Regions from separate parts of the Mus musculus genome. Here region 1 is linked to region 2. Evidence: chromatin contacts called from ENCODE Hi-C or POLR2A ChIA-PET data. All regions are on one chromosome and are shown on one strand. Each heading gives the region's core, a stretch centred on a gene start or an enhancer-like site at or near the end of the contact. The rest is flanking DNA. Distances are from core to core; before and after follow the strand shown.

The links. Hi-C counts contacts between places; a loop is a spot of excess contacts on that map. ChIA-PET counts read pairs that join two places held with the same protein, here RNA polymerase II (POLR2A).
Region 1: a map of Patski shows a loop between it and region 2 (2.0-fold over the local background). The contact joins the enhancer-like site here to the promoter of Lrrc8c in region 2. A Hi-C loop is called at or near these places in 2 of 37 maps with a recorded cell type or tissue (Patski and heart). POLR2A ChIA-PET finds 5 or more read pairs at or near these places in 1 of 5 experiments (Patski).

The regions. Positions count from the first base shown.
Region 1 is chr5:105,623,314-105,626,858 of GRCm38, reverse strand. No RefSeq gene overlaps it. Among named protein-coding and RNA genes, the nearest start is that of Gm32230, 19 kb to the left of the region's middle. Within about 2 kb of position 1,323, at least 1 of the 3 ENCODE cell types and tissues checked has a DNase peak (open chromatin) inside an H3K27ac peak, as active enhancers do; it is heart, where a contact is called at or near this core.
Region 2 is chr5:105,517,686-105,521,102 of GRCm38, reverse strand. Lrrc8c (leucine rich repeat containing 8 family, member C) reads right to left here and starts at 1,632. Exons shown (of 4, transcript NM_133897.2): 1 at 1,473-1,632.

The sequences.
Region 1 (3,545 bases), core at 74-2,573, 110 kb before region 2:
TAACATGTGTGTTTTTGTATCTTGAAGAAAAAGAGCCCGACTAGTTATTAAGTTTCCTTTAAAAAATAAAACCTGACACATTGTTATTTTTCATGTACACTTAGGAATTCAAGAAATGTAACATTAAAAAAAATGTTACTTTCCTTTTTGTGCAGGCTGCCTGTGCCCCTGCCCCCCAACCTTGCTGTAAAGCTCTCCTGACATAATACCCAGAGCAGAGACAATTCTTTCCCATGGCAGACAGAAGGAATGGCCCTTTTCTGAGGCATTAAGGGTAATTGTACACCAGCCTAGCCCAACCCTGGAACAAATTAGTCAAAATTAGGCCCGAGTGGCATCCTAGGATCAGAAGGCCAAGGTTAGAGGATTCCCTGGAGATAGACAGAGGCAAAGCTCACACAGTGACAGGGTTGCTACATGAGAGGAAAGGGAAGTTTGGGCACGATAAATGAATAGTCGAAACTAAATTGGTCTCAGTCTCATAGGAAAACACAGCCACTTCTTAGTGGTGTGGGGAATCTCTGGAGGAAGAAACCAAAACACTGAGCCTACGAATGAGCTCTAGGAGGGAGAGTTGGTTTAGATTTTGTTCTCTATTGGCTCATGTGCCCCAAGACTGCCTGTTCTAGGTAGGTATCTGTTACCTCTGGACAGCCACTGTGGAGTCCGAGCTCATGCTATGAAACCCGGTGCTTCCTCTATGTCTGAAAATGATGGAACGAGTCAAGGACAGCCAGGCTCCTTCCTGCCTCGAGCTCTCTGAGGTCTTGCAGAGGCTGAGGCAGAGGCTACAAAACACACTCGGAAATGATACCAGCTGAGAAGACAAAGCATCTCTAGCTTTGCCTCTCGTGTTCTTCTGAGTTGACCCAGAGACTCTGCAGTGCTGACCCTGAGGAAGCCTGGTTCATTCTCCAGGAATAGGACAGGAATGCAGCATTGGGAAGAACAGGAAAAGAAATTAAGTTCTTGAGCAGGAAGACTCCACCTTTCCTTTGAGGACAGAAAAATAAGTAAGTAAGCAAGTAAATAAATAAATAAAGACCAGAAGGTCAGCTGGGAACATGTAGCTCAGTAGAGTGCGACCTTCCTGGACTACTTGTCCTTGTACTACTTCAGCCCACCTCCTGAAAAGCAGGCAGCCTAGGACCCGGTGGGCAGACACCACCTGTGTTCTAAGAACAGAGGCACCTGAGTGTGGCAGGCCAGCCGGCCCCTGGGCTCATCCTGGCTCTGCACCACTCCCTCCCTGCAGTTGGATTATAGCTCTATATCACATCTGGCTTTTTATGTGAGTGTTGGGGATCCAAGCCCAGATTCTTTTGCTCTCACAGCGAGCACCCTACTCACTGGCACATCTCCCCTGCACCTGAAAGATCAGCAGGACGGTGGAAACAATGGCAACCAAGCAAGGGAAGAGATGAAAGCAGAGTATGAAAGGGGGCAGGAGGGACGCAGAAGGTGGATCTGCTGGGCGCTTTCCATGGGGTCTAGTGGCAATGTCACTGGCAAGTTGATGCCACACATTATTGTTTGTCAGTCTTGCTCTGTACAGAGAAATTTGCTCTGGGCATTGTTAGCTGACTCTCAGCTACTCTCTGTGGCCTTTGGTTCTGAGTGAAACCAGATAGAAGCTCTTTCTTCTTACTAGGACTGGAAAACAAAGAGTTAAGTTCTGGCAAAACTACTTCTGGCTTTGGTTTTATCTCAATGTAATGGGTTCTTTTTTTTTTTTTTTTAAATGTGTTTTTGTGTAATGTGCATGCATGTATGCACGTTTACATGCGTATGGGTGCACATGTACCCATGTGTGTGCATATGTAGTGGGGGACAGAGGTTGATGTTGTATGTCTTTCTGGATAATTCTCTATTTATGGAAGCAGGATTTCTTGCTGGACCCACAGCTCCCCAGGTCAGCTAGGGTAGTGTAGCTAGACGGCTTGGGAGTGCCCTGATTCTGCCTCTTGAGCTCTGTAATTACAGGTAGGCCACTGTGCCCACCCAGCATTTATATGAGTGTTGGGGATCTGAGTCCCAAACCTGAACTCAAGGCAAGTTCTTTATCACTGAGCCATCTCTCCACTGAGCCCCCTCCTTTTTTATTTTTATTTATTTTTGAGAAAGGGCTCAAGGTAGCCCGGGGTTGGCCTCTAATTTGCTGTGTAGCCAATAGATGGCCTTGAACTTGTGATCCTTCTGCTTCTACCTCCCAAGTGCTGGGACCACAGACATGGTGCTCCACGATGTCCGCTTTTATGCGGGCCTGGGGATGCTAGGCAGGCACTGTACCAGCAGTGCAGCCCAGCTCAGCTGCAGCCCAGCTCAGCTGCAACCCTGGGCTTTCTCCTGGCTTTGACTACTAATAAAGACTGTACCTTCCCCACTTCCTGATGCTGGAAAACTAAGATAAAGAGCATCACTTGAGCATATCACTTACAGGATGCCCTCCAGTTGACCCTAACTTTTCTCTTTCTGTTCTCCATTCTAGTGACTCAGGAACCTTCTTTTCCCTGCCCCATGCTGTCCAGTGACATCACAATTCAGGCCTCTGTCCCCATCCAGAGATCCCAGACCCTAATAACTTCTCATGTCTGTAGGGGGTATCCCCTGCATAGAGGTTCAGCCAATGTTCCCTACTGGAATCTTTCCTCTGGTTAAGAGTCTGGGGGATGGAGTGGGTCCCACCTTCCTTGTGACCCTGTGTGAACAGGCTTTTGGGTTGGCTTTTAAGACACACTGTAGCTATTTGACTATGCAATTGTCTTTTTCTGTTTATGGAGGATTCGAGAACAACTTATTTTTTTGAGAATGATTTTCATCCTTTCTTGTTAATCTTTTTCAGTTTTATATCATCATAAAACTAGCAAATTTCATGGGTATGTGTGAGGTGTGTGTGTGTGTGTGTGTGTGTACAAGTTCATGCAGAGGCCAGGGGTCAAACAGGAGCCCTCAGGAACCACTCACCTTGTGTTTTGAGACAAGGTCTTTCACTGGGAGCTGAGCCTTGCTGATTAAGTTAGCCTGGCTGGCCAGTGAGTCCCAAGGCTCTTCCTGTCTCATTTCCCCCATGCTAAAGTGTGCTTTTATGTTTGTTCTGGGAATTGAGTTCAGGTCCTGGCGCTTGCTCTGTAATCAAGTTATTGGCTAAGTTTATTTTCCCAACCCTCATACTTCTCGAGAGTAAGCACTGAAGTATTGGGCCATATAAGTATGTAAGCCATACACCTGATGCTGGCCATCACAGCAGCTTTTAAGATATGTCTCTGGTTTACAGATGAAGAGGCTGTGCACAGGAAACCAGGGGCTTTTCTCAGCACATGCATCCAAAAAGCAGCAGAGACAGGATGTAAACTGGCCAGAGTGTAGGACAATACACATTACGTCATGTGGACTCCTGGCTTAGATGGCTAGGCTAGACATTTTGGCCTTAACCCTTACCTAATCAGTATCTCCAGCAATGCAGCAGCCCAATACCCTTGAGCTGTAAGAAGAGGATGAGCCCTTTTCCCATTTCTAGCGTGCTCAGTTCCACACTCTAACTGCAT
Region 2 (3,417 bases), core at 383-2,882:
TCTCAGTTGGTCTAAGTCATAAGAAATTCAAGTATTATAGACTAGAGATGTGTAGATCTAATCTGATAGCTTGGTCCACATATCTATTGGGAGTGCAAAATCTGAGTAAAAGTCTATCAAGTTCAGATTACAACGAGGGTTGGTGGCTTTCTACAAATTATCAGGAAATGAAGAGAAGCGTGTATAGAGCTTTGGTGCTGGGAGTGTTGCAGAACTGCGTGAACCAAGTGGTTTAAAATTACTCGTATTCCCCTGTCGCCCAAGTGGCATCTTAATGTCAGTCCACTCTACATCCTTGTCCAAGCTTCAGCAAAGCACTGCATACTCGGCAGAAATGTGACCGTTAGCTAAGGCCACACTTCATATGCTACTGCAGTCTGTAGATGTGAAACAGCACCTCTAAAGGGTAATAAGGCTCTATGAGCCAAACCTGGACACTCCCACAAAGATCAATTAGTCTTATTTTTCACTTTAAGGAGGATGGGAGCCCAAAAATGTTTCCTAACTAATTTGTTGCGAGTTTAAAAATACTTAAGGAGTTGGAAACTCAGTAAAGCTCTGCCCTCAACCTCTAATAAAACATCCGCATTAAGCATGGGGACTAGATGTGGGCTGAGCCGTTGCAAAGAAAGGTAACTTGAAGGATTTTAAAATAACTGAAATCTGATGTACACAGCCAAGTGTTGGGGGAGGGAAACATTAGCTGCTGGAAAAAAAGAAAGGCTTTGGCGTCTATAGAGCACACCCTGAGGCTCCCAAGGGGCTAACTCCATCCCAAACACCTCTACGCTGGAGAAGAGAGAGAGAGAGAGAGAGAGAGAGAGAGAGAGAGAGAGAGAGAGAGAGAGCCTGCTAGCCTGCTAGGGTCAGTTTGGGATGAAGGCAGAAATCCTGGCCGCAGTTGCTGGCCTAGACACCTGGCCTCCAGGGTCTTAGGATGCAGAGCAGCCCCCTCCGGCCCCTCTGGACTTGCAGGTGAGCGGACTAGTGCTCACTGGATCTCTGTGTAGACCTTCGATTTCCCCCTCCTTCCTCAAAAAGTGTAACTTCAGGCATCTTCCAGGGAGGAGAGGGGGTTGGGGAGAAGAGCAGAAAAAACAGGCCCCAGCATCTCCGGGGGTTTTGAAGGTAGGGAAGGAGAATGGCCATCCCTGCAGCAACCGCGTTTTCTCCTAGTACGCCCCTCCCCCAGTCCCCAGAACCTAGCGGCCAGGCTGTACTGGGCTCCCGGCTGGGGGTCCCTGGCGCGGACGCCAGGGCCCGCGTGGGTTGGGTGGGGTTGGGGTTAGCGGGATCCCCGAACCGCACGCTGAGTAGGCGACCACAATGTGCCTGTCCCAGAGCCCTGGGGAAGCAGGGTCACGAACGAGGGAGGGTGGACGGGTCCAGGCTGGGGCGCGCCCAGAGAACCGAGGCTAGTGGCAGGGTGCTGGCCGTCCCTCTCCATCCCTCCGCGGGTCCCCGGCACTTACCTCTGGGGGCGAGGGTATCCGCAGAAAAGGATGCCAGGGCGCGGCGAGCTGTGTCCGGGTTGGGCTCAGCGGCGGCAAGCGACCGCGGCGTCGCTGCTCATGGCTTGTCGCGCTCAGAGTGCTGCGGCCACGGCCGCGGCGGCGCCTCGGTCCTCGTCTTCTTCGCGGGCTCTGAGCCGGGACGCAGCTAACGCCCCAGCTCCGCAGCCCTGTTCCTCCTCCCCGGTGCCTCCCCGCCTGCAAGCGGAGCCGCCTCCAGCGCCGCCCCGCGCGCCGCCTGGCCCGCGGCAGCCAGCGCCGCCCAGCGCCCAGCCCCGGGGTCGCCGTCGGCTGCCGAGCCGCCGCCGCGGTGCCAGCCCCGCTGTGACGCAGGCAGCGATGCCCGGGAACTTCCTCCTCTGCCGAGACCACCAGGCGTCCAGGGCAGGCGGGCCCGCGCTGGGCGGGCCCCGGGTTCCCCACCGGGAAATCAAGCCTCTCCGCGGCTGGATGATTCCGCTGCTCAGAGCTGCCTACCTGGTTGGCACAGCAGGGAAGATCGGTCCTCTGCCTCCTGTGTGCAACCCTAACAATGCCAAAAAGCGGGTGGTTTCTGTGAGCCCGCCATCCGCTCTTACACCGCAGCTCCTCCCTGGGCTAAGTTGAAGCAGAGCGGCTGCTGCTAAAAATAGCCCTCCTGGGAACTCCCAGAGGGTCAGGTTGGAGATAACCCCTCCCCAGAGAATGAAAGGTCCAGGAAGCGGGTGGAGAGGGGGCGGTGGTATATATGAGGGGAACAGGGAAGAACGAAAAAAATCCGATGCCCGTAGTTTACAAAGCCTTAAGACCCTGGGCAACCTCAATCCCATTGACCAGCTGGCAGGAGTCCCTCGTTACTGGACCCTGCAAGATGGGCTTCTGGGCTTTGAGCAGCAGGTGCCGTTCCATATGAAAGCTCCGCCTACGATTTTGTGTGGGCAGAGGTGGGGATCGTGTGTGTGTGTGTGTGTGTGTGTGTGTGTGTGTGTGTGCAAAAGAGTTAACAATGTGCCCCGAACCACCTGTTGTTTAGACGATGTAGGGGAGGGATTCTCTCCCAGCCATTGATCTGAGCCTTGGGTTTGTCTGCCTATCTCTCTGCCCAATTATAGTTTAAAAGCACAAACTAGCATCTTGAAAGCTGGCATCTCCCTAAAAAGAAAAATTGCCTATTGGGGGAAAAAGTGCAGATAAGATCACTGTAGCAGTCGAGAGAGAGAGAGAGAGAGAGAGAGAGAGAGAGAGAGAGAGAGAGAGAGAGAGAGTTTGTCAGTAACCAGCTGGCTGTCCTCAGAGCACTTGACGCAGATAAAGAATTACTCTGCCCTGGCAGTCTGGGAGAGACAGAAGAGGACAAAAACGGGCAGCCAGCAGCCATTAACTAGTTTGTGTGCTCCTGCATGGTGAGTTTATAGAAGACAATCATTTTCCAAGCCATGATAAAAAGCAGGGTATGGGGGCCGTGGGGGAGGAGCCTATTCCTCCTTGCCCGGCACCCCCCCCCCCCAACCTAACTGTTCTTCCTGCTCACAGAATAAAATATTATATACTGCCTCTAATCCCAATGTAGTTGTGGGCTCTGGAAGACAACCTTAAACCCCTTGGGGCCTTAGGGGAATTGGTACAAGCTAACAACCTAGGGTGGGGTGTTCTGCTGAGGAAGCAGAAGAGGTTTGTGTCTCTGGGGGAAAGACAGAGACCAGTTTTAGTAGTCTGCTTTAAGGAAGGGAGAGGGGTGGGAGAGATCCAAGTACCTTGTAAGGCAGCAGGTAGATATAAAAATACTCCATGAGGTAGCTCTAAATTCAAATGTTCTACCTCAGGGACTTGGGTGGGGATGTAGCTCAGGGCCAGTGTCTCAAGGCCTTAAGTTTGGATCACCAGAAAACAAAACAAAACAAAACAAAACAAAACAAAACAAAACAAA